2 separate regions of the Homo sapiens genome follow, and region 2 is linked to region 1. A link is a loop called in an ENCODE intact Hi-C map of the cell type or tissue named here. Cell type or tissue: right lobe of liver. All regions are shown on one strand. Links, peaks and the distances in the headings refer to the core of each region. The heading gives the core; the rest is flanking DNA. Region 1 overlaps SLC35D4 (solute carrier family 35 member D4). Region 2 has its middle 11 kb from the start of CABLES1.

What was found. Peaks named below come from ENCODE experiments on the same cell type or tissue, not always from the same donor. Only the 100,000 strongest peaks of a DNase experiment are listed, where the experiment ranks them.
Region 2: a loop joins it to region 1, with 2.9 times the contacts of the local background. A loop is called at or near these places in 89 of 110 quality-filtered maps.

The regions. Positions count from the first base shown.
Region 1 is chr18:23,350,447-23,366,043 of GRCh38, forward strand. SLC35D4 (solute carrier family 35 member D4) reads right to left here. Exons shown (of 15, transcript NM_032933.6): 11 at 15,188-15,222; 12 at 6,148-6,217; 13 at 1,750-1,843. Among named protein-coding and RNA genes, the nearest start is that of SLC35D4, 80 kb to the right of the region's middle. RefSeq lists an enhancer at 8,306-8,425. In right lobe of liver, for the core only: a CTCF peak has its summit at 8,597 (motif pointing left); DNase peaks (open chromatin) are centred at 6,195, 7,785 and 8,595; H3K4me3 peaks cover 478 bases; H3K27ac peaks cover 3,601 bases.
Region 2 is chr18:23,116,811-23,132,407 of GRCh38, forward strand. No RefSeq gene overlaps it. Among named protein-coding and RNA genes, the nearest start is that of CABLES1, 11 kb to the right of the region's middle. RefSeq lists enhancers at 4,317-4,816, 5,680-6,231 and a silencer at 14,915-15,209. In right lobe of liver, for the core only: no CTCF peak of the experiment used is centred there; no DNase peak of the experiment used is centred there; H3K27ac peaks cover 343 bases.

The DNA of each region.
Region 1 (15,597 bases), core at 4,903-12,902:
TACTTTCTGCTAGCTCTTTCACAGCTCCTCTGTGTGTGTATGCAGGCTCTGCTGGCCAGGAATACGTGAGCCTGTTCCATCACTACTGCTCATATACACAGACTAAGTTCAATCTGGGACATATTAAAAAAAATCAAGCCCCTGATTGCTGTCTCATCTCTCAGAACTACCTATTAAGTCCCCCACTAGACCACTGGTCCACTGCTTGTTCCAAAGAGGACTATCAACTCAAGCTAGTAAAGCTACTGGCCTTTCGTGTTCATGCACCACCGAGTTGGCCTATTTAACAGACAATCCTCCAAACAGAGTGAACCCCTCTTGGAAGTGGTGGTAAGCCTGCTGGTTTTCACAGCCTCGCCTGCTCTGGTTGAACTATCACACTGGGGAGGAGGGAATGGGAGTGATGATAGGCAAGAACACCACAGATTCGTTCTGTTCCTACCCAAAGGTTAATAGTTTTCATGAACAAATGCGTCTCAATTTATTGCATATATTTGGTCAATTTTTAGGGAGCTGAAATGGATGTTTTTGACAGTTTTCTTCCAGCTTTCTAGCTGTTTTTTGGGAAGAGGTTTCATCAACCTCCTCACTCTGTCATGCCAGAAATCAATATCTCAGCTACTTTTTACATTCTGCTAGAATTGGAATTATTAATGCTATTAAAAAATAGGCCATGTGGACCGAGCACAGTGGCTCACACCTGTAATCCTAGCACTTTGGGAGGCTGAGGTGGGTGGATCATTTGAGGTCAGGAGTTTGAGAACAGCCTGGCCAACATGGTCAAACTCCATCTTTACTAAAAATACAAAAATTAGCTGGGTGTGGTGGCGCACACCTGTAATCCCAGCTACTTGGGAGGCTGAGTCAGGAGGGTCGCTTGAGCCTGGGAGGCAGAGGTTGCAATGAGTTGAGATCATGCCACTGCACTCCAGTCTGGGCAACAGAGTAAGACCCTGTCTCAAAACAAAACAAAACAAAAACAAAAACAAAAACAAAAAAATGCATGGGGGTGAAAATATCATTAAAAATCTTATTTTCAAAGCAAAATGTTTGAGGTTTTTTTTCTGGAGAAACTTCAACCCATAAAACACAAAGATGACTAAAAGCCCAAGTTAAATAATGATTTCATTAAATTAAATTTAATTAATTAAGGAGGCTTACTCCTTGAAAGCAGCATCTAGAGCTCTACAACTTGCCTCCCTCACAGGCACTAAGGAAATGAAACGTGCCAACAGAAGTTGGCCCCACCATGTTTCAGTTAAGATTGGCCATCCCACAGCCACTTCCCCGCTCCTTCTGTTTCTTTGTGGTTCCCCCACCACTTTATCTTATGCTTCCCCCATAGTCATTCGGATACACAGAGGTTGTTCTTAGAATAATCCCTTTTCTAAGGTTTCATAGAAATGCCCCAACCTGGCCATTTGTCTATCTTCCTTTCTCTATCACCTTGGATCGACTGAGTCCCCTTGTGTAAGTCACTTGAGCTCTGGACACCTGCACAGCCTCCAGGAAGGAAATAAGGAGCCTATCCATGATTGTCTTCCAGGACTGTAAGAAAGATGAAATATGCCATGTTGATAAAATGAGCAGGCCTCAGAAATCGTTACCTGAATGAAGGAAGGATCAGGCTCAGGGACAGCGCCTAGAAGTGGTCTCATGAAGCTCAAACAACTTCACATTACCCAGGTTCTGAGATCTTTGGATACACAGGCTCTTGAGAGAGAATTTCCCACCCCTCTTGTCTCTTACCTTAGCAAAGAAAATCCAGGCTGCACACTGCCCTGGGGCCAGAAGGTTTTTTAGCTTCACTGTACTGAACATGAGAAAGAATCCCAAAAATCCACTGGAAGGAGAAAAGATTCTCTTGTTAGTGAGGCTTGTCTTCCCTTAGCCAATGGCTGACTAGTGTCTGCTACATTTTACCAATCAATTTCAAATTATTATGCAACCTCTACCTCATCTGTGTTTTCTAGATCTGTGATCTCTGGATGAAAATAAAAAAAATTTTAAAGTCATTAAGCTCTGCTTTTCTAAGGAGCTATGGTGGGAGAATTTTGATTAGAGGAATGGTGCAAAGAAATTTCAGAGGCCTCTGGCTAAATCATGAAAGAAAAAAAAGGTGGAGGACAACACCTCTTGTTCCTTCCCATAGAACTTCTGGAGTTTTGGTGCTTGGCAAGGCAGAGCTTAAATTTTTTTCAAGCAAGATAAACTGGCAGGAAAAGACTTCCAAAGGGAAACTCACCATGTGAGAAGAGAGAGTCTGGACTGGCCTCCAGGCTCAAAAGAATCTGAAGGGGAAGGCTGGCTTCAGTGACACATATGGCTGAGGCCAGAAGTCCCCCAAACCAGGCTGTCCTGCCATAGGAGGTATGCTTTGGAAATGGTGCCTACACATGTGTGTGAATGGAAAGATCCCCACTCGAGAACCTGAGGAAGGGGCAGCATCTTGGGGCTATTCAGGAGTGTGGACCAACAAGGGCGAGGGCACAGCAGTGGATGGAGATGTAGTTGCCTGTGCTGCAACTATTTCCAAAAGTGCCCTGTGTGGCCAAGGCCAAAGCAAAGGGAGCTCCAAATGCTTCCTGACATTTGAAGGCAGGACAACTGGGGAAGAGGTGAGACAGACAGTGTGTGTGTGTGTGTGTGTGTGTGTGTGTGTGTGTGTGTGTGTGTATGTGAGAGAGAGAGAGAAAGGCTGACTTCATGCAAATATGTGCAAGTGGTGGTTTGAGTGTGACTGTTATTTGAACTTGAAAATTGCAAAGTAAGAGATATGACTGCAGTTGTAACTCCAAGCTAGAGAGGCAAGCCCTGTGAGTTGTACTTCATTTGCATCTCCAGACCCTTGACTGCCACACTTCCATCTGACCTTATACAGGCACTGGTGCGCAGCTCCAATACTGATCATAAACTCTGAGCAGGAAAAGCCCAATCTTGGGCTGCTCTTCGTATTTTCAACGGAGCCTAATATGGTGCCTCAGTTACGGTACACATTAACTAAATGCTTGTCAGGTTGAATTGGAAGCAGACTGAATTAATTGAACACACCTAAGGCCAAATGTCACAGAAATGTGTACCTTCACTTCATTAGATTAGACTAGTTCACAGCCACATTCTTGGGGCAGGACTAAAGACAGGCATTAGGTTTCCCCATGTGTATTTCAGCCTGTTTGGCCCTAATGACCTGCAAAGTTTGTTCCAATTTGCATCAGCAGTCATGGGAGGCTGAACAGCTATGGATTAAGATGTCAAGTTACTCACACCCAAAAGGCAAAGAGGGCCCGTGGGTAAGCAGCAGGCCTACCCAATCACACCCAGCGCCTGGATTTCTATTCCTCACTGTGCTTACTGACCCTCGTAACCTTAACCAAATCCCCCTTCCCACCTTTTTGTCTCAGGTTCAGTTGCCTTAAAGTAGAAATAATCATAGCAGTCCTCATCCTATCTTAATGGAAACCAGAGGCTTTTAGAACAGTAAGATTACCTATCCCCAAAGTCTCACTTTATTAACAATGAAACTGGGGCACAGGTACAATTAGAATCCAGGTCTCCATGGCTCTTCAGATCTCTGGACCAGCAAGGGCGCTGGCACAGCAGTGGACAGATGTAGTTGCCTGCGCTGGAACTATTTTCAAAAGTGCCACTGTGTGGCCAGAGCCATAGCAAAGGGAGCTCCAAACTCTTCCTGGCATTTGGAGGCAGGACAACTGAGGAAGACGTGAAGCTTCATGGAAATGTGTTCTTGACCAGCTAGACAAAGAGTGAGATATGGCCAGGTGCGGTGGCTCAAGCCTGTAATCTCAGCATTTTGGGAGGCCGAGGCGGGCGGATCACGAGGTCAGGAGATCAAGACCATCCTGGCTAACACGGTGAAACCCCGTCTCTACTAAAAATACAAAAAAAAAAAAAAAAAAAAAGAAAATTAGCCTGATGTGGTGGCGGGCACCTGTAGTCCCAGCTACTCGGGAGGCTGAGGCAGGAGAATGGGTGAACCCGGCAGGCAGAGCTTGCAGTGAGCCGAGATCGCACCACTGCACTCTAACCTGGGCGACAGAGCGAGATTCCGTCTCAAAAAAAAAAAAAAAAAGATGTGCCAGGCACTGGTGGTCATGAGGGTGGGGCTGAAAAGGGAGGCAGCAGTGCTCCAGGCTCCTCTTGGTGGCTCCCACCTCTGCACCCAAGGAAGTAACAACTTCACAGGTGCCTGCCCAACCTCCCAGACTTCCTTTCCCTCGAGTCTTTCCCTCTCCTCTATGCCTCTAGCCACAGGGGTGGCATGATTCCATGTTGACCTGTCCTCTCAGTGCAGACTCTGGGCCAGGATAAGCTCGTGCAGGTTTGTGACTGACAGGCTTCTGGAAGCATCTGGGGCCCTTTTGCATCGCTTAACTTCTATGTCTGTGACTCATTTTTACATTACTCATGGATCTCTTATCTTTCTCCTTGCACTTTCAGCCCATCTACCCCTTGCTAGGGAGGCAGATCTGAAAAGCAGAGGGAGGCTCCCAGAAATAAAGGAATCTGGGAATAGGAGACTCCCTGTTAATGGGGTCTTTGGGCTATGGCTACCGTGCCCCTCCTGAGCCCCCCCAGAACCTCCTGAAGGTGACAATGCTCAGTCTGAGATATGGTGGAGCCTCTGAAATGAAACAGGGAAAACCAATGCATTCCTCAAAGAGGCTGAGCTCTGTACAGAAGCATGGGTAAAATGTAACAGAGTCACATCAATTCAAACAGAGATTTCCAGATCTTTAGAATAAAACAAAACCCTGATTTATCATGTTGCATTATGAGAAAGTTGCAGATTAAAAGGGGCAAAAATAGAGCCCAATTGTCACCCCACAAAGCCAACATCAATGGGCTGTGAACTGTGCTGCTCTGTTCCAAATAACCAAACAATGGTTGACCTCCCCTCTACACCCTGCTTGCCCATGCTGCCAAATAACCAGACTCAAAGGGAAACAAGTCCGCAGCCGCCCGCCCAGCACGAAGACTCATGCCATGTGATCCCAGCTAACGGGCAAGGCCTAACCAATTGACAGGAACTACGAAAGTGAATTGTGTCAGTGTTTTCCTGAAACTTTTCTGAGGGTGAGAAATAAATCATTCCAAGGCTCAAATGCAGAAACAAACTCTGTAATTCTTTTTTTTTTTTTTTTGGCCCAAACACACCAGAGGAGCAGGACATACCCACTAGCCACATAGCAGCTTTTTAACATTGTAAAGAATCACTGCTTCACAAGGCACTGTTTGATATCTGTGAGAACAGGTGGCCTGATTTTTACATAGCAATTCTTCACGATCTATTGACATTGTATTTATAGTCAACCTGAGTAGATCATCATAATGACCACCATTTATTGGGCCAGGCACAAAGCTTAAGACCCAAAGATCATACAATTAGCAACAGCAATTCTGGGGTTCAACCTGGGTCAGTCTTTCTATCATATCGGGATACCACACATGCTTTGGACCTATCTACATAAGTCTTTCCACTTCTTGGCATGATGAGGTCAAGCAGAGTGGTGATCGTGGCAGGACATGGGGAGAGGGTGAGGATACACTTCTGTGTGTTCAGATGTAGCCCTCCAACTGGCCTATATCCCTGAGTCCTTCCCAAGACCAAGCACTAATGATCACCTGGTTGTCTAGACATCTCCTAGCCATCAGTTTCCAAAATCTATTTCCCAGAGTCCTCAGGTTTGGTGGAGGTTATTTTGGAGGTTGCCTTAAGGAGCAAGAAGGAGGCCAAGGGGAAAGCTGAGCGGGTGGGATTCTGAACCCAAATCTTCCCTTGAACTGGATCCATTTCATCAGTTTTATATATTGGAGTTCTATGTGAGATTTGCTTGTGGAGGAGGAAAAAAGTGGGAGAATCCTAGCTCTAGAGCAAGCGCGAAAATCACTGTCTTGGCGGAGGGACTTCCATGGGCCAGGGGTCCTGGCAGGGCCCAAGCTGGCCCTGAGCATCTAAGGGTGCTAAGTGACAGCCTGCTGGTGACATAATGACTGCTTCCTTGCCTGCATCCACCACCACTCTCTCCTGCCACTCACTCAGGTCACTAGCAGTGACCCTGAACTTCACAGAGAGGAAGACACAGCGGACAGCACAGAAAGCATACAAATGAGTGAGCTTACGATTACCTGGCACAGCAGCTACCATGGAATCTGTAGAAGTACAGGAATGGGAAGTCCAGGACGCTGAAGAGATCACCTGAGGGGAACAGCAATGGTGAAACAGTGACCCATGAGGCCTCACATGACCCTCTGCCCCATTGCCCCAGGAAATGCAAGGAAGGCGTCTTTAGCAGTCCTGTGCTTTCAGTCCCCTGGCATTGAATTCACTCCAGCATTCCCAGGGATTCTGTTACTGACATTGTCTTATCATGGTAATAACAGTATGATAATAATAATGCCCATTTAGTGAGAGCATGCCTTGTGCAGGGCCCAATACTAAAATCTTTATGTATTTATCTCTTTCAATCTTAGTAACAACTCTGTGAGGTTCTATTGTGCCCATTTAAACTAAGGCTCAGAGAAGTTAAGAAACATGGCTAAGATTGCACAACTCTTAAACAATGGAGCCAGAATGTTAACTCCAGTCAATCCAAACCTTAGGCTGTCTCCTCTCTACCAGGCAGCCAACCCTGCACAAGGGAGCATGCAGGATAAAAGAATCTTTTTCAAGACTCTTTTCTTCTTTTCTGCCTTATATCTAAAAAAAGGTCATGAATGTACTGCCCTGACATTTTTTTTTTCATTTTTATGTTTAATGACTGCAAGAACAGCACGGGGGCCAGACCAACTGTGCAAATTCATTTTAGTTTGAGGTCCAAAGGGTACATTTGTTTCTTGTGAAGTAAGTTCATTCTTTTAGTTCCACTTGGTGCAAGAGGAAATAATCACACATATTGGCTGCTTCCCTCTCTGGAATTTGAACTTGGTCACAAACAAGAAGTCAGGAGATTAAAAAAGCAGAAAGCCTTCCAAAAATGTCCGGAGAAAAGGAATTAAGCATTTCCACAGCAGATAGCTTGTCTTCCAAATCTGGAATTTCTGAACCCCTTGGAGAGCCTGGTCTTCCAGACCCCTGGGCCTTGGCCTGTCTCTCAGTTCTGGGGGCCTGGGGGAGAGGGCTGATTTTCCTAAGTATTGCTAGTATATTAAGTGTACAGTGGAACACACAGGCAGCATTTCCTTCACCACTACGCTATTAATCAAGGGTTTCAGATCAAAAGACATGATGGGCTCCTATGCTTTCTTGGAGACCCAAACGATCTCAAATGATTCAACTATCTATTGGTAAGGAAAGTTCTGAGTTCAATTTCTTTGGAGGGCTTTTTAAAATTATGACTGTTATTTTCTTTGTGTTGTTTCTGCGAGTGAGTGTGTGTTTAACTACAAGGAAGGGATTTCTTGGGATCTGGTTTTCATGAAGCCCAACAAGATTTCTTGTTCTCTTTCAGCCACGATTCCTCTGAATAGCTCTACTGTCAAACCGTGTTGGTAGAGGGAATTTGTAAATGACAACATCAGTTGTCATTTAGTGTGCGAAGAGCGTGGATATATTCTGAAGTCCCTTTCCCCATAGAAGTGATAGGCAAGGGTGCCCTGGGGACCCCAGACCTAGAGAGTGGCCAGAGCCCTCCATTCAGGCAAAGTGGAGGGAGAGTCTGTCCACGTCCATGGAGAATTCGTTCCGTCTCTTTGGCAGCTGTGTGCTCTTGGCCCTTTCCCAGTTTCCTTCTCAGTGTGAGAGGAACTGCAGCGCAGCCAATGTGATAATGAGGAACGGCGGAGAGGGAGACGAATGAAACTTAGGACCTTGAGTCCTCTCAGGCTTCACCCCTCTCAGCACCCAGTCTTTCATCAGAAATGCTCCAGCAGGGTGAACGGGACTCATGGCGCGTGGCAGCTTTTACAGCCCAGCCCAGGCTTTGGAGGGGGTCTAAAGAGCAGAAGTGTGGTCAGAGGAAGACTAGGAGGGAGGAAAAGAAAGAAAGAAAAAAAAACACAGTCCTCGGGAAATCATAACCCCCACCCAAATCCTGAAAACTGACCCCATAATGAGAGAGAGAAAATAAGAATAGCTAGCCCTTACCTTTGAGCCATTTCTAAAACCATCACACATTGGTTTCTCACACACCACTTAGCTGACTTCACACCTGTCCCTCCTCCTCCTAGAATTAGCGAGTCCTTGAGAGTGGGGATGCTATTTTCCTCACCCCTGCACCCACTGTGTGTCAGCACCATAACCAATATACCCAGCACACAGCAAGCACTACCAAACCAAGAGTATTGGAAAGACCTGATCATCTCTTGCCTTCCCTAGAGCTAATGTTCTAGTTTCCAGCTGGCTCTGTGGTCCTCAATTTCAAGCTGACCTCAAATATTCCCCTTCGATGCCTTCCACCTGGCTTCTCTTTTGCTAAAGTAGTACTCCTAAGCAGAGAGGGTGCACGGCAACCCAGGAACAGCAAATGTTAGTGACTGTGCTATAAATACCCCCGGAAGAGGTTGCAGCGTGTGGCTGGCTGGCCCCAGCCACATGCAAACTCGATCCAGGAGTCTGCTGCAAAACAACACTCCTGCACCATCTAGTGCTGAACTACACGGCTTAAGCACAAATCAAGTGGCTAAAGAGTTTGTAAACAAGGCTGGGCGCGGTGGCTGACGCCTGTAATCCCAGCACTTTGGGAGGCTGAGGTGGGTGAATCACGAGGTCAGGAGTTCAAGACCAGCCTGGCTAAGATGGTGAAACCCCATCTCTACTAAAAATACAAAAATTAGCTGGGCGTGGTGGCGGGTGCCTGTAATCCCAGCTACTCAGGAGGCTGAGGCAGAGAATTGCTTGAATCTGGGAGGCAGAGGTTGCAGTAAGCCGAGATTGTCCCACTGCACTCCAGCCTGGGCGACAGAGTGAGACTCCATCTCAAAAAAAAAAAAAAAAAGAGTTGTAAACATGTTTTGCTACAGCAACACGCGGCTTATGCAATGGAGTCCGAGTTAGGCCCTCACTGTTGTGTTCTGCAGTTACAATTCTGCTGACTCTGAGTGAGCGAGTGAATCCCATCTTTCTAAAGATTACAAAGCATGAAATTGCCATGGTGAAAAGTGTGACACAATATTACCACATTCGAGACTAACTGATATTTGAACGTGAAGAAAATTTCCTCTCATGTTCTCGCCCTCAAAACTGGCAGGAAAACAGGAGGTCGGTTCCAAGCAGTAATTAGTGCTGCTTGCTCTGTCTCACACATGAGCCACAGACACACCAGGTAACAAGGTTGTTTCTGGGTCAGATTCCTGAGTCTCCCTGCTCCTCTTGTTCCGTGAAATTCTCTAGAGCTCTCTTGAACACCACAGCTAAGGGGCCCCATACAAATAGGAAGTATAAACTCTTTAACAGGGGAAATTTCCTCTACTATACTTAAAAGAGTGCAAGGGGGAAAGGTGATCCTCTTCTCAAGGAAGGTTCTGAGATTCTCGGAGCAAACTCTGTGGTGGGGCCCATGCTGAGGGCATGAAGAACTGTCTGCCTGAGTCCCACCACCGCTGCCAGCGCACTCCAAAGGTGCACCTGCAAGAGAGCTCCTCCTTCCAATCACTCAGGAGTGAGTGAGGAGGGAAGCTCAGTCAAAAGCACTATCCAGAAGCCCTCACACACCCTCTAGAAGAGTTAAAATAGGACTGACAATGTTAAATGCTGGTAAGGATGTGGAGCAACTGGAACTCTCACATACTGCTGGGTGGGAGTGGAAAATGGTACAAACACTTTGGAAAACATCCTTTCTTAGAAAGTGAAACATACATCTACTCTAAGACCCAGTAATCCTATTCTGAAATGTTCATCCAAGAGACGTGAAAACATAAGTCACAAAAAGGCTGGTATGAGAATGTTCAGAGCAGCCTCAAGCTGGGAACAGCCCAGGTGAGCATCAACAGGTAAATGGATAAACAAACGTGGTATATGCATACAATGGAACCCTACCAGCAACAAAAAGGAACAAACTCATGATATACGCAACAACATGAATGAATCTCTAAACATTGTGCTTCATGAGCCAGACACAAAAAGTACTGATGATTCCATTTATAACAGCTTGAGAATAGACAGAACTTATCTATGGTAACAGATATCAGATCCATAGAGGTCTCATGGTGTGGAGAGGGAGTGACTAGGAAGCTTTCTGCAGTGACAGAAATGTTTTATATCTTGATGGGGTATAAGTTACGCAGGTGTGTAGATTTGCCAAAATTGATCGAGCTATACATTTAACATGTATATTTCATATATGTAAATTACATATCAATTTAAAAATGTTTTTAAAGTACTACCAAATAACTAAGATACAGGTAATAAAAGAAGGGGCTGGGTGCAGCAGCTCACGCCTGTAATCCTAGCACTTTGGGAGGCCAAGGCGGGTGGATCACTTGAGGTCAAGAGTTCAAGACCAGCCTGACCAACATGGTGGAACCCCGTCTCTACTAAAAATACAAAAATTAGCTGGGCGTGGTGGCGGGCACTTGTAATCCTAGCTACTTGGGAGGCTGACACAGGAGAATCACTTGAACCCAGGAGGCAGAGGTTGCAGTGAGCAGAGATTGTGCCACTGTACTACAGCCTGGGCAAGAGAGTTCGAGACTTTGTCTCAAAAAAAAAAAAAAAAAAAAAAGAAAAAGAAAAATAGAAAAAAAGAAGGGGTAAGAAGAAACCAAAAAGAATTGAGCCCTGCTGTAAAATGTCAGAAAGTATGAACAGATTCTTCCAAGACTATCCCTATGGAGACTGACTGTGACTGTGTCTTAACTGGAGCAGCAGGGAACCAGGAAGACAGCTCATCCAACACACACTCAGGCCCCACTGCAGACGTTCTAGATAGCAAGTGTAATAAGCAAGTGAAAAAGAATAAAGTTCTGTTCTACCTTGAAGTGGGCTAGACTTGGTCCAATCAGAAAGCTAATGAATGAATCGGCAGGAATTGGAGCCACCCTGTAAGAGTAGTCCTGCTCCCTTACAGCAAGGGAGCCCACAGCCACTTCAGCAGTGCCACGGCCCAGCAAAACCCTTCTTATAAGCCCGACTTTCTGTACCTGGCCTCTGCAATGACCCCACCTCAGCTAGCAGGAAACTTCAACAAATCGAAGTTGCAGAGAAGAGTCCTTCAAGAGCAGTGTCCCAGGACTCTCTCTGATGAATCCAACAGGCTCCACAATGCCCTGGGTTGCCCACTGCAGACCCATCCCCCATCCTGCAGGAGACGGAAGGGAAGGTGAACATTTGTGTCCACTCTTTTTCAAAAATTATGAAAATATAACTTGAAGGAAAATTAATCCATGCAAGTATCCCTTCCGGCATAATTAAGCTCCAAACAGGTTTTCAAATGAGAAAGATGTCCTTTTATTCCCCCAATACATTTTCTTATTGAGATATAATTTGCATACTATAAAATTCACCCTTTTAAAGTGTACACTTCAGTGGTTTTTAGTATATTCATAGAGTTGTGCAACCATCACCACTATCTAATTCCAGAATATTTTCATTACCTCAAAAAGAAACTGAAGCCTATTTCAAATTACTCCTCTGCCCAGGACATTCTACAATCATATACTTCTGACCACTTTGTATTCCCAGGGAGTAATTAAGTGTCCAAGGTATTTTTGTATTGACCTAAAAGTTTAGCAATAACTCAAGGTAAAATGTCAGACTGTTGGCCAAAATGTCTAAACTATTACCAGCAGTCACCATGTTCAGAAACTGGTGGCTAAACACATCCCCCAAACCAAAAGCAGCTCCAGACCAAAATTTAGGAACGTTGTACAAAAGCATTCACTGGAGTGGGATACTTCATAGTAAAGTGTAGGGGGACTGGGCGTGGTGGCTCATGCCTGTAATCCCAGCACTTTGGGAGGCTGAGGCAGGCAGATCACTTGAGGTCAGGCATTCGAGACCAGCCTGGCCAGTATCGTGAAACCCTGTCACTACTAAAAATACAAAAATTAGCCAGGCATGGTGGCAGGTGCCTGTAATCTCAGCTACTTGGGAGGCTGAGGCAGGAGAATCACTTGAACCTGGGAGGCGGAGGTTGCAGTGAGCCAAGATTGCACCACTGCACTCCAGCCTGGGCAACAGAGCGAGACTCTGTCTCAAACAAACAAACAAACAAAAAACAAAAAACAAACAAAGAAAGGCAATAAAGTGTAGGATCACTGAAAGAGCAGCAGCATTTAAAAAGAAAAAGTTAGAAAGAGGGTCAGGAGACCTAACCCCAGTCTCCCTCTGCTAGTCGCCTACTCTGCATCATCTTGGTCACATCACTTAACTCCTCAGGGTTTCAATTTCCTCATTTGTATTAGGATGATGCATAAGTAATTAATACAATTTGGTGGCACCTGGGATAATCACCAAGATTCCTTCCAGCTCTGACCATCATAAGTTTAACAAATGAACAAGCACAACCTCTTAGCTGAAGGGCAGCATGATTTCTTTAGGTAAAAATTATTCACCCAGCCGGGCACAGTGGCTCACGCCTATAATCCCTGCACTTTGGGAGGATGAGGTGGGCAGAACACTTGAGGTCAGGAAGGAGTTCCTGACCAGACTGGCCAATGTGGTGAAACTCCGTCTCTACTAAAAATACAAAAATTAGCTGGGCATGGTGGCAGGTGCCTATAATCCCAGCTACTCAGGAGGCTGAGGCAGGAGAATTGCTTGAACCCGGGAGGCAGAGGTTGCAGTGAGCCGAGATACACCACTGCACTCCAGCCTGGCCAGCCTGGGCAACAGAGCAAGACTCTGTCTCAAAAAAAAAAAAAAAAAAGAATTATTCACCCAAGTCCACTAGAAATAATTCAGGATGTAAACCACGGAGAATCTGTGAACATAACTTTCCAAAGGCCTTTGACAAAAGCACATTTTTTTTTTTTTTTTTTTTTTTTTTTTTTGAGATGGAGTCTCGCTCTTGCCCAGGCTGGAGTGCAGTGAGGCGATCTCAGCTCACTGCAAGCTCCGCCTCCCGGGTTCACGCCATTCTCCTGCGTCAGCCTCCCGAGTAGCTGGGACTACAGGCGCCCGCCACCACGCCCGGCTAATTTTTTGTATTTTTAGTAGAGACGGGGTTTCACCGTGTTAGCCAGGATGGTCTCGATCTCCTGACCTCGTGATCCACCCGCCTCAGCCTCCCAAAGTGCTGGGATTACAGGCGTGAGTCACCACGCCCGGCTGACAAAAGCACATTTCAAAGGGGCAGGACACTTAGTAGGCTCTTAAATGTCTGCTGGGTGGCAGCTACCTGGCTGCATAAAGGAATGATAGGAGACGCAACTAAAAGGCAGACAACCAGCAGTATGGGTAAGCAGAAGCCATTTAGGGTTACCAGTATGGCTTCACAGGACTTATTATTCCACAAAGGATAGACTTTCAGCAAATGACAGCAGAGAGGGGACTCAACAGCCAACCTTGGAGTTTTGAGAAGTCATCGTTCATAGGAGCAGGCAGACAATAGGAACTGTGCTTTCATATGGCAAGCGGAGTGTAATAAGAAAATGCATTCAAGTTATCCTTACGAGACATGGATTCAGATATGTCATATACAATCCAGAAGCATTATTCCTGAGTCACTAGCAACAACTCCCTGAGGATCCTCACTCAGATGGCAGGTAAAATACCAACTGAAAGAAGCAGCTGAAAACGCCAACAGAAAGCTGTTACTGCTTTAAGCACAGGGTAAGAGCTAGAAGGGACCTTAGAAAGCAGCCAATTCACCTTTCTCATTTTCTAGATGCGAAAACTGAGACCTAGAGGGCTTAGGTAATGCTTTATGCATAGCAAGTGGTGAGTAAACATTCATTTTGTGGTTTGTTTGTTTTTAAAAAAAAACAAAAACAAAAATCTATCTTAAGGCCACTCAGTGGGGGAGCCAAGGAAAGTTCCAATCCTTCTGAGTCTATTCTTTGCACCACACTCCACGAAGCCACAAGGAGCACAACCAATATAACTTGTATTTTCAGCCATGCCACACACAGACATTATTGTTTTATCTTTTGGCATCAATTTCAAAGCCTTTCAAAGCAAAAAACTGTGATGGAATAGGGTCTTGTGGGCAATTCCTTAATCTGAAAAGCAACAACAGAGTAATTGAGGCAGTAAGATACATTTTAAAAATTGACTCCTGGCCGGGCGCAGTGGCTCACGCCTGTAATCCCAGCACTTTGGGAGGCCAAGGTGGGTGGATCATGAGGTCAGGAGATCGAGACCATCCTGGCTAACATGGTGAAACCCCATCTCTACTAAAAGTACAAAAAATTAGCCAGGCATGGTCTCATACGCCATAGTCCCAGCCACTCGGGAGGCTGAGGCAGGAGAATGGCTTGAACCTGGGAGGCAGAGGTTGCAGTGAGCTGAGATCATGCCACTGCACTCCAGCCTGGGCAACAGAGTGAGACTCTGTCTCAAAAAAAAAAAAAAAAAAAAAAAAAAAAAAAGGACTCCTTTCTTCTGGAATTATGAGAATTGGATGGTGACATATGATACAAACTTTAAAAATGATGCCAGATAGAAAGAGGGTAACTTAACAATATATTTGCAAAATTCAAACAAGAATTAGAGAACCAACTCCTTCACTTAATTATTTCTTATATTTACCTGCTAGTATTTTATTTGAGGTTACCCTTTGGGATGATTCTGATGATGGGATTTGGGGTACCATAGCAGGCCTTGGGAAACATTATGGGATGGCAAGAGGCCCCTCATATTCTGCCATAAGAGCAATAACTTCTGCTCCTGAAGTTATCACCAAAAAGGGATTCAGGGAGTTTTTTGAACTTTTGAACTTTTTCACCAATTTTTTTAACACTAGAAATGAAGAGCAATTCAGGACGCTTGGAAAAGGAATTTCAGAAGCGGGCAAAATAAGCCCTAGTTTACTTGGCAGGAAATAGACCTGTCTGTATATCTGAGATCATACTGGATGAAAACACAGACAACAAGAAGGGGTAAGAATAAATTCCTGGATGATAAATTGGTTTATTAAGAGCAGTTTCAAATAGGTGGGACCTTCCTGCCCTCTCAGTCATCCTGGGGGGCAATGACATGCTCTTATGAAATGTCTCTGAGAGACAGGCTCACTGGGTCCAATAAGCAATGTCAAACAGACAAACAAAACAACACTCCGGGGGCATTTACCTGTGGGATGAGATGCAAATGCCAGGAGCACCACACTGGAAAAGAGACAGCAAAGTAGTCAAGAAGTTTCCCCGGCACCAAAAACCCCAGCTGTTCCCACACATTTTACTTGGAAATAGTTAAATATGCCTAAAAGCAAATTATCTGCACTGACTCACTCTGCCTAAATCCAGCTCCTCAGAGAGAGTAAGAATGTCTTGAAATGTCTCATGTTTTGGCAAGAAGATTGCCTCTTGGGACAGGCTTGGGACAGAGTATGAATCCATGTCTCAACCTGAGGGTCTACTGTGTCTCTTTTCTCAATCCTGGCTGACCCTAGTTATGATCATACTCACCTAATCTACCAAGAGTATTTATAAGCTAAACAAAGCAAACACCAAATTAAAATAGCTTGCAATGTAAAAGCTAGC
Region 2 (15,597 bases), core at 3,736-11,735, 230 kb before region 1:
TGTGAAGGGCATATGTGGTTGTCATAATGGTTGGGGGACACTGTTAATATTTATGTGAGGCCAGGGACTCAGGTGACCTGCAGTGTGTGAGGCAGTCACCCACAACAAAGAATTGTCCTGCATCCTGAACCAATTTCAAACAACCCATTAACATTTGTCTCCTAAGCTGTGTGACCTAAGTGCCACCTGCCTCCCCGGTTCCTCTCCCTCCCCTCTCATGCTTAAAGATAAGCCATTTTTGGGCCGGGCACGGTGGCTCACGCCGGTAATCTCAACACTTTGGGTGGCCGAGGCAGGCGGATCACAAGGTCAGGAGTTTGAGACCAGCCTGATCAATATTGTGAAACCCCATCTCTACTAAAAATACAAAAATTAGCCAGGCATGATGGCAGGTGCCTGTAATTCTAGCTATTCAGGAGGCTGAGGCAGGAGAATCGCTTTAACCCAGGAGGTGGAGGTTGCAGTGAGCCGAGATCATGCCATTGCACTCCAGCCTGGGCAACAGAGTGAGATCCCGTCTCAAAAAAAAAAATGCCTACTGTTTTCTCTGCCTAAAATGCCTACTTTTCCCTTTTGTCCAGTATGTGAGGGTTTGTCTTTCTTTCTTTCTTTCCTTCCTTCCTTCCTTTCTTTCTTTCCTTTTTTTTTTTTTTTTCAGACAGAGTCTCATTCTGTCACCCAGGCTAGTGCAGTGGCGTGATTTCGGCTCACTCTAACCTCTGCCTCCCAGGTGCAAGCGATTCCCGTCTCAGCCTCCTGACTAGCTGGGATTACAGGCACGCACCACCATGCCCAGCTAATTTTTGTATTTTTAGTAGAGACGGGGTTTCACCATGTTGGCCTGGCTGGTCTTGAACTTCTGACCTCAGGTGATCCACCCACCTCGGCCTCCCAAAATGCTGGGATTACAGGCATGAGTCACTGTGCCCCGTGGGATTTGTTCTTTAAGGCTCAGATTAAATGTACCTATGTACGAGACTTCCCCAGAACTTCCCAGTAGCATGTGTCAGTCCCTAAATGGGACCTCGTAGCTCTTGGTATGTTCATGCATTTCAGAAATACTTTCTTCTTTCTGAGTACCTACTATGTGCCAGGCACTAGGGTAGGCTAAGAATTTAAAGATGAATAAGACAGAGTCCTTGTCCTCAAGGAATTCCCAGGAAAGTCAGAGACAGACAGCGATCACCATGCAAGGCAACAAATGCCAAAGAGAGGAGGACTGCAGTGTGGGAGCCGTGGAGCCACGAAGAAGCCCTGGGACTCTTGGAAGACTCCACTGGGAAGAGGTGGTTTAAACTGGGTTTTGAAGAATCGAGAAGGAGAATCAGCCAAAGAAATGTGCCAAGATGCCAAGCTGAGATAATTCCATAGGGCTACAGTGTAAGAGACAGATCCAGGAAGGTGGGTCCAGGAAGGTGGCAGGGCCACATCCTGACAAGCCACTGCTGTTAATGATGAAGAGCAGGGAGCCTGTGCAGCCTTGGATTTCATGGGATAATGCCTCCTAAGGCCCTGCTTGGGACATTAGGCACTCACCCAGCCTCCTGCCCATGCCAATGGAGCAGGGGTTCCCTCCAAGTCCTGTCCCGGAATGGTTCTGTTCCCAGGGAGGATAGGAACTCGAATTTGTGGAGCAGCTACTTGATGTGCCAAACATTTGTGTTCTCTTCAGCAAGAGGATACTTGCTGGTGTGCCTGGGAGACTGTCCCAGGATAAATGGGGAGTGTCTTTCTAGAATGTTAATTGCACTCAAAGATTGGGGAGGGAAAATCAATTAGTGTAAATGGTAAATAACTTAAAACATTATTTTTACATCACATCAATAGTGGATATATTATGGAGCAGAATGCTAAAGTAACACACATTTTTCTTAATTTCATTTATCATTTGGAAAGGTAACACGAGCTCATGATACAAAATTCAAAACATGTAAGAGTTTAGAATAGGCCGGGTGTGGTGGCTCATGCCTGTAATCCCAGCACTTTGGGAGGCCGAGGCGGGCGGATCATGAGGTCAGGAGTTCAAGACCAGCCTGGGCAACATAGTGAAATCCCATCTCTACTAAAAATACAAAAATTAGCTGGGCGTGGTGGCACGTGCCTGTAGTCCCAGCTACTTGGGAGGCTGAAGCAGGAGAATTGCTTGAACCCGGGAGGCGGAGGTTGCAGTGAGCCAAGACCGGGCCATTGCGCTCCAGCCTGGGGACAGAGTGAGACTCCACTTCAGAAAAAAAAAAAAAAAAAAAAAAGTTTAGAATGAAAATTTACATTTCGGCTGGCTGGGCACAGAGGCTCACCCTTGTAATCCCAGCATTTTGGGAGGCCAAGGCAGGAGGATCACTTGAGGTCAGGAGTTCAAGACCAGCCTGGCCAACATGGCGAAACCCCGTCTCTACTAAAAATACAAAAATTAGCTGTGTGTGGTGGCACACGCCTGTAATCCTAGCTATTCTGGAGGCTGAGGCAGGAGAATCGCTTGAACCCGGGAGGCAGAGGTTGCAGGGAGTCGAGATTGAGCCACTGCACTCCAGCCTGGGAGAAAGAGCGAGACTCCGTCACACACACACACACACACACACACACACACACACACACACACACACAATTTACATTTCTGTTCTCCAGCCACCCAGCTTCACTCCCCAGAGGCAACCACTATTTCTACTTTCTTGGGTACCCTCCAAGAGATACTCTATATATAGTCTAAGTAAATACCTATGTATGTGGGGTTTTTTTAAATGCAAATGATAACATGAAATACGCACTACTCCACAGATTGCTGTTTTCAGATGACACTACATCTTGGAGATCTTTCCATAACACATTCATAGATTATTCCAGCCAGGCACAGTGGCAGGTGCCTGCAATCCCAGCTACTTGGAAGGCCGAGATGGGAGGATCAGTTGAGCTTAGGAAATTGAGGCTGCAGTGAACTCAGGAGTTCAAGTCCAACACGGGCAACATAGTGAGACTGCACAATATTTCATTGTATGAATCTGTCAGAATTTGTTAACCAGCCCTATGATGACCATTTCCAATGTCTTCCTATTACTAATGACACTACAACAAATATGATCCCGAATGTTCTTCATTTTTATGTGCTAGTATATGTGCAGGGTAAATTCCTAGAAGTGGGTCACAAGATATACCATATCGTCCGTTTGCCATCTGAAGAGATCTTCCATACTATACCATCTCAGCTGGTCTTTCCTTGCCTCTTGTTTGTTTTCTTTTGAGATGAAGTCTCGCTCTGTCGCCCAGGCTGGAGTGCAATGGCATGCTCTCGGCTCAATGCAACCTCTACCTGCCAGGTTCAAGGGATTCTCCTACCTCAGCCTCCCGAGTAGCTGGGATTACAGGTGCCCGCCGTCACACCCGGCTAATTTTTTTGTATTTTTAGTAGAGATGGGGGGTTTCACCATGTAGGTCAGAATGGTCTCGAACTCCTGACCTCAGGTAATCCGCCCGCCTTGACCTCCCAAAGTGCTGGGATTACAGGTGTGAGCTACTGTGCCCAGCCTTCCTTGCCTCTTAAGTCTATACACAGTAAACAATAGTTTTTTTCCCAATCTTTCTGACCTTTGCCAATCTGATGGGTGAAAGCTGTATCTCATTAGAGTTTATTTGCTCTTCCTGTATTACGAAAGAGGTGGAGTCTCTCTTTTATATTCAAGGGGTCTTTGTATTTCACATTCCGGGAACTGACCCTTCATATCATTCACCCATTTTTCTATTGTATTATTGGCTTTTTCTTATCAATATTTAGGATTTCTTTAAATATTAAGGGAAGACATTTTTGTGATATGAATTGCAAATTCTTCCCACCCATAATATTTGTCTTTTGATTTTGTTTTTCTGCCCCATATAATTATTTGTAATTTTTTCTTTTTGTAGCTGAATTTACTTTTGTTTTTCTGGCTTCTGAGTTCTATGTTATACTTAGAAAGGCTGCTTCTTTATCTGAAGTGATTAAAAAATATTCTAATTAATTCATTCCATCGAAAGTTTACTAAGCCCTGACTCTATGCCAAGCACTGTCTGGGTGCTGGGATTGCCAGGCTGAACAAAACAAACCATGAGTACATGTTTTGAGGGTTTTTTGTTTGTTTGTTTGTTTGTTTGTTTTTTGAGACGGAGTCTCACTCTGTCACCAGGCTGGAGTGCAGAGGCACAATTTCGGCTCACTGCAACCTCTGCCTCCCGGGTTCAAGCAATTCTCCTGCCTCAGCCTCCCGAGTAGCTGGGACTACAGGCACACGCCGCCACGCCTGGCTATTTTTTTTTTTTTTTTTTGTATTTTAGTAGAGATGAGGTTTCACCATGTTGCCCAAACTGGTCTCGAACTCCTGAGCTCAGGCAATCTGCCCGCCTTGGTCTCCCAAAGTGCTAGGATTACAGGCATGAACCACCGCACCCGGCCGACCCCTGTTGTTTTATCTGCCCCCACAGCTCCCTTCTGAGAATTCCCCACCACACACCATCCATCTGCTTCCCAGCGGGAATACCTGTTAGCTGAGACCCCGCCCACTTACGGGTCCAGGGCCTGCTCAACACAGACTTTACCAATCACAGCCTTTCTTTGTAAATCTGAAAAAGAAACCAAGAGGGTCCAATGTCTGTCAATTACAAAGGTGGGAATCCATCAGGGGCCACACTTCCTGCCCCATGGGCCAGAGAAGCAGAGGAACCTAACCTGCAGAGGGAGCCTGATTTAGGCATAGGGAGAAAGTCGGGGGACAAGAAAAAGAGAGTTCCCAGGTGTCCACGTCCGTGTTTGTCAGGTGTGCCGGGGCTCAGGCTGTGTACTCCCATCTCTGTGTTCCTTGAGACCCTCCTACATCCTTGAGTTCTCCTGAAGCTTTCACTTCGGTTTCTGTCACCTGCAATCAGAGTCCTAGAAAGTAGCTGAGATGCCCCTCATCCTGGAATGATATGTCTCTGATGCCTTCTCTCTCTCTCTTTTAAATTTTTTGAGACTGAGTCTCACTCTGACACCCAGGCTGGAGTGCAGTGATGTGATCTCGGCTCGCTGCAACCTCCACCTCCCAGGTTCAAGTGATTTTCCTGCCTCAGCCTCTCGAGTAGCTGGGACTACAGGCACATGCCACCACCACTCCCGGTTGATTTTTGTATTTTTAGTAGAGACGGAGTTTCACCATGTTGCCCAGGCTGGTCTCAAACTCCTGACCTCAAGTGATCTGCCTGCCTCGGCCTCCCAAAGTGCTGGGATTACAGGTGTGAGCCACCATGTTCAGCCTCCAAAGTCTTCTCTTAGGTGTATCACAAAAGTGGGCCAGGATGCTGGTTCAGCAGCTGAATGGTGTCCCAGAGGGCAAAGGGAGTGTGATTATGGACAAGGTCTGGGGCTCCAGGGGCTGGCATTCTCAGCCACTCACTGTTGGAAGTTATGTGTCACCAAACTGGAAGACTGTGTCAGTACAAACTCAAAGCCTGCTTCTCTTTCAATCTGATAAATACAAGTGAAATTGTGATTTTTACAAAATGAGGACTTCTTACCCTCTTCACTGGGCGCCCACGTGTAAGGGTGTAGAACAGGAATTCGGGCCCAAATTTAGCCAGCGTTTTACCCTCAAATCTGTTCTTTCCTCCCTAGGGTGCTTTTGGTTTTTTCAGGAATTACAGCTGCCCCCTAGACTGGAGATCTGGAAATCAGTTTTTCCTCATAATGTCTCTGGTACTTGACCCTTCTTTTCCATTTTCTCTGCCAAGTCCAAGTTTTATTGTCTCGGGCCTGAATTGTTGTAATAGAGTCCTAAGTTAATGCCTCTGCACGGCCTGAAATGCCGTTTCACATGTAAACTAGAATCTAAATTCAAATATTGCCCTCTCCGTGGGGCTTCTTTGTCCCCAGGAGTCACCGTCCATAGTCACTAACATCTCAGATGTTAACTATCCAGGGATCAGCCATGTGACCTGAGGCTTAACTCCACGGAGTTCAGTTTCTTTATCTGTCAGATGGAATAAACAGCAGGGTTGTGGTGAGAGTTCAATGAAACTGTGTAGACAGAAATGACCACTTGCTGGGCATGATGGCTCATGCCTGTAATCCCAGCATTTTGGGAGGCCCAGGTGGGAGGATAGCTTGAAGCCAGGAGTTCAAGGTCAGCCTGGGTCACCAGCTTGGGTCAAGATTAGCAAGACCCTTGTCTCTACAAAAAAGTTTAAAACTAGCCAGGCACGGGGCACAGTGGCTCACACCTGTAATCCCAGCACTTTGGAGGCAGAGGCAGGCAGATCACTTGAGGTCAGGAGTTCAAGGCCAGCCTGGCTAACGTGGTAAAACCTCATCTCTACTAAAAATACAAAAATTAGCTGGGCGTGGTGGCGGGCACCTGTGATCCCAGCTACTCAGGAGGCTGAGGCAGGAGAATCGCTTGAACCCAGGAGGCAGAGGTTGCTGGGAGCCGAGATTGCACCACTGCACTCCAGCCTGCGTGACAGAGTGAGACCCTGTCTCAAAAAAAAAAAAAAAAAAGTTAGCTGGGCATGGTGGCGGGTGCCTGTAATCCCACCTACTCAGGAGACTGAGGCAAGAGAATTGCTTGAACTTGGGAGGCAGAGGTTGTAGTGAGCCAATATTGCACAACGCCACTGCACTCCAGCCTGGGTGACAGAGCGAGACTCCATCTCAAAAAAATAAAAAAATAAAACTAGCCAGGCATGGTGATGAACACCTGTAGTCTCAGTTATTTGGGAGGCTAAGGCAGAAGGATCACTTGAGCCCAGGAGTTGGAGGCTGCACTGAGCCATGATCACACCACTGTACTCCAACCTGGGCAACAGAACAAGATCCTGTCTCTAAAAGAAAAAAAAGAAATGATCATTTCAGGGCTTGCACATAAATGGTAACCCACCGTTGTCCCCTTTGTTCACTTTGTCTTATTTTCTCAGCAGGCTGTTAACTCTTTGAAACCCGGAACCTTGCCTTGCCCTTAGTGCCTAGCAGAGAGCATGGCACAGAGTAGGCACTCAATGAATGTCAGATGAATAAATACATAAATGGAGGAATGAATCAGAAAAACCTTTTCCACTCCTTTAGACTTTCTCCTCAATCCTTTATGCACATTTGCCAAACTAATGCCTCTTCATTTTGACTTTCGACAAACATGTTAACTTCTTGTTTAAAAATCATCTATGCTTCTCTAGTACCTATAGGTTCAACTTTTAAATTTTAGATTCAAGGCCCTGGTAATCTGGCCCGAGATACAGTTTTTCGACTAATCTCCTGTTATTCATCACTACAATCCTTTTAATCTAATTGTCCTGGCAGGTCCATTCATTATTGTCAGCTACCTCCAAAAAGCCCTTTCCCTTTTTTTTTTTTTTTTTTTTTTGAGATGTAGTCTCACTTTATCACCCAGGCTAGAGTGCAATGGCGCATTCCTGGCTCACTGCAACCTCTGCCTCCCGGGTTCAAGCAATTTTCCTGCCTCATCCTCCTGAGTAGCTGGGATTACAGGCATGCACCACCACACCCAGCTAATTTTTGTATTTTTAGTAGAGACAGGGTTTCACCATGTTGGCCAAGCTGGTCTCGAACTCCTGACCTCGTGATCTGCCCGCCTTGGCCTCCCAAAGTGCTGGGATTACAGACATGAGCCACCATGCCCCACCCTTTTTTTTTTTTTTAAAGACAGGATCTCACTCTGTCACCCAGACTGTAATGCAGTGGTAAAATCATGGCTCACTGCAGCCTCAAACTCCTGGGCTTCATTGATTCTCCTGCATCAGCCTCCAGTGTAGCTGGGACTATAGGTAAGTGCCACAATTACACCCAGCTAATTTTTTCAATTTTTCTTTTTTAGAGACAGGGGTCTCACTCTGTTGCCCAGGCTGGTCTCGAACTCCTGGCCTCAAGTGATCCTCCCACCTCATCCTCCCAAAGTGCTAGGATTACAGGTGTAAGCCACTGTGCCCAGCCCCTTTTCCTTTCTCATCCCTATCTTCGCACCAGCATTCATCCTCAGGCCCCCTGCCAAGGGCATTTTCCTTCTCCTCTCTTCCCAGCCACGTCCTACCGTCCGTGGCAGAGAAAGCTAGTTATCTCCCAATATTCCTAAAGAAATGGAAAAAAAGTCCCCAATAATTCTACCACGTAACATCTGGACATATTTTCTTCCAAGATTTATTTCTATACATTTAAAATAAAATTTCAAAAAGTGTTAACTGGGAAGCAGTTCCTATCATGACCATGCACGTATTTCTATTTAGATAAACAAAAAGAAGCAAATAAAAATCACCATAACCCTACTAGCCAGTGTTTTTTTTGTTTGTTTGTTTTGTTTTTGAGAGGGAGTCTCACTCTGTCGCCCAGGCTGGAGTGCGGTGGCGCGATCTCAGCTCACTGCCAGCTCCATCTCCCGGGTTCACGCCATTCTCCCACCTCAGCCTCCCGAGTAGCTGGGACTACAGGCGCCCGCCACCACACCCGGCTAATTTTTTGCATTTTAGTAGAGACCGGGTTTCATGGTGTTAGCCAGGATGGTCTTGATCTCCTGACCTTGTGATCTGCCCGCCTCGGCTTCCCAAAGTGTTGGGATTACACACTCATGAGCCACCGCGCTCGGCCTAGCCAGTGTTTTAACCTTTTGGTTATATATAGCCTTTCAACACATAGGAGTATTTAGAACAATTTCATTCTTCTTCTTTTTTATTTTTTTTACAAAGTTGAGATACTGTGATCAACCTAGTTTCTATTCTATTTGGTTAGCATTGTTTCAAAAACATTTTTCACATCATTAAGAAAGCTTGGTAAAAATGATTTTTTTTTTTTTTTGAGATGGAGTCTCACTTCTTTGCCCAGGCTGGAGTGCAATGGTGCAATCTTGGCTCACTGCAACCTCCGCCTCCCGGGTTCAAGCAATTCTCCTGCTTCAGCCTCCCCAGTAGCTGGGATTACAGGCATGCGCCACCATGCCCAGCTATTTTTGTACTTTTAGTGGAGACGGGGTTTCACCCTGTTGGCCAGGCTGGTCTCAAACAAGTGATCCACCTGCCTCGGCCTCCCAAAGTGCTGGGATTACAAGCATGAGCCACTGCGCCCGGCCAAAAATGATTATATTTAATGGAAACACAATATCCCATTGTTTGAGTAAACCATAATTATCTTTTCACTGTTCCACATTTAGGGTCTCTTTTTTCAAGTTTTCTTTATTTTAAACAATGCTGCAATGAATGCTTGTGCATAAATCTTTGATCTTGTTTCTCAATAGCTCCTTAGAATTTTTAATCACATTTCTTGAGTACTCACCATGTTCTAAGCATTTTTTTTTTTTTTTGGAGACAGGGTCTTGCTCTGTTGGCCAGGCTGGAGTACAGTGGTGCGACCATAGCTCACTGCCATCTTGAACCCCTGGCCCCAAGCAATCCTCCCACCTCAGCCTCCCAAAGTTCCGAGATTACAAATATGAGGCACTGTGCCCGGCCTCCAAGCATTTTTTTTTTAATGTTACTGCAATAAATTTTTATAACACTGCTATCAGGGAGGTATTATCATTCCCATTGCACAGATGACAAAACTGAAGCACAAATAAGTAGAGGAACATGCTGAAAGTGCTCAAAGCCATGAGAGTGGGGCCAAAATGTAACCTGGTTCAGTCTGCCTCCAAAGCTGATGCTGTCAATCATGAACTTTTCGAGGCTCCTGACACATATTGCCAAATGACTTCCTGGAATGGTTGTTCCGATTTACGCTACACCAACAGTATAAGAACGCCCATCACTCTCACTTCTCCTAGTGATTGCCAGGCATTTGCTCTCACCTTCTATGAGTTGTCTCTTCCTGTAGTTTGCTCATCTACGTGGGCAGCGAAGGTCACCATGGCCCACTAACTAGTCCAGCTGAACTGCCCAGTGGCAGGCAAAGTGGTGATGTTTCCCCCAGAACCTGGCCACATCCATCCCACTCTGATGTGAGAATATCTAAACAAATGCAATCACTATAAAACAGTGCTGTTATACTGGGAGACAGAGAGCCCTGTAGGCGGGACTGCCTCCTGCCCTGCCTGTCTGTGCAGAGTCTAGAGGAGCCAGCATCCGGAGGTTCATGCACACAGGCCATCTGTAAGTTGCGTGTTTATGAGCTGTAATTACACTAGGGGTGGTTTCTTCATTGTCCCTGAGCTGGTTATTCATGCATCTCAGCGTAATTTCAAAGAATATAAAACCAGGTTAATTTCAAAGAAAATAAAATCACGAGTTTGCTATGATTTAAGAATAAAGGTAATATAACAAAGAAGATTTATTCATTTCCTTTGAAATGCCAATATCATATAAATTCTGCAGTTGGATCAGAAGTGGTATTCTGGGCATGAACGATCCCTTTTTGGAAGATTGAGGACAGCTCATGGAAGCATCTGAAATGTATTTTCCTAACACAGTTTTGATGCCAGGTTTCTTCCACGGTAGTTAATGCCTTTAGCAGCGTGACATAAGAAATATATATTTGGTCTCTGCCCCCGGTTCCTGGCACAGAGCTCCTAAAACACTCGTAATTTCCTGGCTGATATGGGTGCTAGGAACATCCTTTGTTCTAATATTTGGTCTTTAATCCCGGTTCCTGACACAGAGCTCCTAAACTCCCTGTAATTTCCTGGGTTATAGGAGTGTCTTTTGTTCTAACAAGACAACTCCTGATGGGCTCCTGAGTAGCTTCAGGATGGGGATGGTCACCAGAAAGACCAAGCCATGACTAGAAGCTTGGAACTTTCTCCCCTGGCTCCCATCCCCCGGGAAGGAGATTGAGTTAATAATCAATCATGGCTATGTGAAGAAGCCTCCATAAAATTCCCTAAAAGACAGCATTCAGGCAGGGCGCGGTGGCTCACACCTGTAATCCCAGCACTTTGGGAGGCTGAGGAGGGCAGATCACTTGAGGTCAGGAGTTCCAGACCAGCCCGGGCAACATGGTGAAACTCCATCTCTACTAAAAATACAAAAATTAGCCAGGGGTGATGGTGCGTGCCTGTAGTCCCAGCACTTTGGGAGGCTGAGGTGGGCGGATCACTTGAGGCCAGGAGTTTGAGGCCAGCCTGGGCAACATGGTGAAACCCCATCTCTAACAAAAATATAAAAATTAGCCAGGCATGGTGGTGCGTGCCTGTAGTCCCAGCTACTCGGGAGGCTGAGGAAGGAGAATCACTTGAACCTGGGAGACGGAGGTTGCAGGGAGACAGAGGTGCAGAGAACCGAGATCACGCCATTGCACCCCAGCCTGGGTGACAGAGTGAGACTCCGTCTCAAAAACAAAACAAAATAAAACAAAAACAAAAAAAACCCCAGCATTCGGAGGACAGAGGGCTTCCCTGTGGGTAAACACGTGCACATGCTGGGATGGTGGCACCCCCAGCTCCTCGAGGACAGGCACTCTTGAGCTTGGGACCCTTCCAGAGCTTGCCCTCTGTGCCTCTTCGCCTGGCTGTTCTCTGTGTCCTTTGTCATCTCCTTTCTAATAAACCTGTCAACAGAAGTGTTTCCTTGAGTTCTGTGAGCCATTGCAGCAAATGATCGAATCTTGGGAGAGGCTCGTGGGCCCCGATTTGCAGCCAAGTTGGACAGAAGTGTGTGTAACTTGGGCACCCACTACCTGCAACTGGCATCTGAATTGGGGGGCAGTCTTGTGGGACAAGGCCCTTCGCTTGTGAGATTTGACCCTCACTCCAGGGAGATGGTGTCAGAATTGAGCTGACTTGTAGGACACTCAGCTGGTGTCTGAGAGTCCGAGCATTGGCTGGTGTAGGAAAATCCCCACACATATTTGGTGTCAGAAGCATTCTGTGTGAGTAGAAAAAAACAGTTTTTCACATTTAACAGGATATCTTGGCCAGGGACAGTGGCTCACACCTGTAACCCCTGCACTTTGGAAGACCAAGGTAGGAGGATGGCTTGAGGCCAGGAATTCGAGACCAGCCTGGGCAACAGAGCGAGATCCCTGTCCCTACAAAAAATACAAAAATTAGCCAGGCATGGTGGTGCACACCTGTATTCCCAGCTACTTGGGGGGCCGAGGTGGGAGGATCGCTTGAGCTCAGGAGTTCAAGGCTGCAGTGAGCCATGATCCTGCCATTGCACTCCAGCCTGGGTGACAGAGTGACACCCCGTCTCAAAACTAAGAATTAAAATTAAAAATGTCACAGGACGTCTACCACTCACTTGCTGAGCAGCTTGGTCCTCTGGGGTTCAGTGTCAATAGCAGGCCTCTGAATCATGGTAATATCCACCACTCACGAGTACCCACTGTGTACTCAACACTTGCTAGGAGTTTTATGCAGGCCTTGTTTCTAATCTGCATCATAACCATGTGAGGTAGATAGGATTTGCTCTAGTCTGAAGATGTAGAAGCTGAAACCTAGAGGTCCCAGAGCTAGTGATAAGTTGGATCGACAAACCCAAGCCGCACCCTTGTGCCGCACAGGACGTTCTTTTGGAGAGCTTATTGAATGGACCATTCCATTCCCAATGCCTCCCCTTCTCCTCCATGATTGGCTGAGCTGCATGGAAGGGAGACTTTTGATGACTCAGAGGAAACTTGAAGAATAAATGCATTTGCACTATTGTTTTTGGATATATACTCTAAAAAGACAGTGGAGATGAGGAAGGGTTATCTGGAACATTGACACTTCTTCCCAGATTGACGAGGTACTTACATCCATTCTTGGCTTGAACTATTGTCCTTGATAATGAGTGACACATGTTTATATGACCATCCCTACAGTCCCAAGGACATGCCCCATCGCCTATTTCTCTCGGCTTCTCACACAAGTTATAAAAGCTGGAAGGAACTGCAGTAAAATATCACTCTTCCTCTTTCTTCCACATAGTGTCAGAGGTCCAGAGACAAAAAGAATCCTGTCTGGGCCTATGATACGACAGTATCAGGGGCTGCTGGTGCCAATCATTGAGAGAAGGGCAGGTTCTCGGGCAGGAAGAGGAGACTTGAAGGACAGAACTTTGGCAGGAAGTAGCAGGGACACCATGTCCCCTTGGCATTTTCTCCTGTGTAGGGAGAAGAGGGTGTCCTAGATGGCTGGCCCTGGGGACAAAAGTTGAAAAAGCCTCTATTCTAGGGGGTAGGCTGGGGACCAGTTGAACTCTGTGCATACAGCTCTTTTTTTTTTTTTTTTTTTTTGAGACGGAGTCTTACTCTGTCGCCCAGGCTGGAGTGCAGTGGCGTGATCTCAGCCCACTGCAACCTCCACCTCCCAGGTTTAAGCGATTCTCCTGCCTCAGCCTCCTGAGCAGCTGGGATTACAGGCACGCGTCACCACGCCCAGCTAATTTTTGTATTTTTAGTAGAGACGGGGGTTTCACCATGTTGGTCAGGCTGGTCTCGAACTCCCAAACTCATGATCCGCCCACCTCCGCCTCCCAGAATGCTGGGATTACAGGCACGAGCCACCGCGCCTAGCCAGGATTTAACTTTCATTGGATTAAGGAAAGCAGCAGGTTTCTCAGGGAGACTATGCCTGTTAGATCGACAGTCCAGTGCCAGCCTGTACTTTCATGGAAAATACCGTAAAATAATCTGATTTAAGCAGGAGCTAACAGCTGAAGCTTCTCATGTTCCTGCCTGGAAAGGCATGCTAATATTTCACTGGTCTCAGGATCAGTGAAAACTATAAAAACCTAGAACCTAAAATATTCTGGCCTTTTTAATGTTCACCTTCTGTATTTTGCATTTTTCTAATAATAGCTACCCACTGAACTACAGGTACTCTGCTAGTTACATAATTTATATTGTTGGTAACCCTCACAACCCTGCAAGGTAAAATATTGCAAAACCTACCTTCATCCATAGATAAGGTAGGTGAGGCCACCAAGGAACAAAGCTTGTAATATCCACAAACTGGAGACCTTACAAGGTCGCATGTTTCTAGGAGCCTAAGCTAATTTTCAGACTTCTCAGTCTGCTGAATTATTTTTTTGAAGGGCCAGTGATTACATGTAGGTTGTTTTTTCCTTTCTTTTTAAAAACTAACCTCCAATATGTCTCCATCAAAACAGTACATGCATTTTGAATTCATGTGTGCTACAAAGTTTCAGAATGGGCACTTGAAAGGGGCAATATAAAAGGGAAGGGGGAGAAGGGGGAACGTGGCTGACCAAGTAGAATCACGTTTCAAGTTCTAGTCCTCCAGGCCTGCTATGCATGAGGAATTTGTATGCCAAACTTCCTCTTCTGCAAGGATCCTCCTCCTGGCCTCCTGAATCTCCTAGATCAGCTCAAATCCTGGCTCTTGCCTAAGGCCTTCCCCCACACTGCAAATAAAAAACTTCTTTTCCGGTCGGCCTGTAATCCCAGCACTTTGGGAGGCCGAGGCAGGCGGATCACGAGGTCAGGAGATCGGGACCATCCTGGCTAACACGGTGAAACCCCATCTCTACTAAAAATACAAAAAATTAGCTGGGCGTGATGGCGGGCGCCTGTAGTCCCAGCTACTCGGGAGGCTGAGGCAGGAGAATGGCGTGAACCTGGGAGGTGGAGCTTGCAGTGAGCCGAGATTGTGCCACTGCACTCCATCCTGGGCGACAGAGCGAGACTCCGTCTCAAAAAAAAAAACAAAAAACTTCTTTTCCATATTCTGATAATGCTTATAGTCCAGTTGCGCATTTGAAACTTAATCAGGGTTGGCTTTGCATTTTCATTTAAATGTGTTTTCCATGGTTGTAACTATCAAGGTCACAAGGGCTAAGGGCCACATTTCTTTTTATCCCTTTGTCACAGATGGTACTGTGGATGTAGAAGTTGCTTGGTAAAACTTGATCAATGACTAAGTAGTTGAAAAATAAATGAATTTGGAATAATTCAGGGACTAAGTAGATTAGGATGGTATAAATAACAACGGACATTTTAAAAAGTACTTTAAAGTTTGTAAAATGTTCCTCAGGTAGTCTCATTTGTACCTAACAATAACCCACAGAGAAAACTAACTCAGAGAGGGTAAGTAGCTTGCTCTTGAAACCCAGATCCTCTTACTCCAAAGCTTGTATTATTCCGTAATAGTTGACCTCAAGTATGGATGTAAGAGTAAATCTGGACACTATTCTCTACCATTAAACATCTTCACCAGCAGAGGGCGCAAGAAGATGCATGGGTCTTCGAGTCAGGTTTGTATACTGGCCCACCCCAGCTAAGAGGTAGATGAGTCGGGGCAAATTATTTAATTCTTCTGAGCCTCGTCTGTAAAATATCGATGATAATGCTCTCACCAACACCACAGGGTGGTTATAAAGATTAGAAATACTCTGTGGCTGGCATACAGTAGGTGAACAATAAACCATATCTCAAGATCCCCAAAAGGGGGTCACAGAGGCAGTTTGGAGATTAGACATTGATTCTTGTTTGATGCTTTAATAAATATTTGAAATTCGTTTCATACTTCACACTTACAGTAGACAAAAGGTTATAGAAAATGAAGGTTATAAAAAATGCATACTGATGGAAACTTTTTGGTATTTTTTAATCGATGTATCATGGTTGTAAATATTTTGGGGGGATGATAGAAACATTTCAATACCCAGCAAAATTGTAAGAAAGCAGACTGAACAACCTTTAAGGATGAAAACCTTAAAAACACG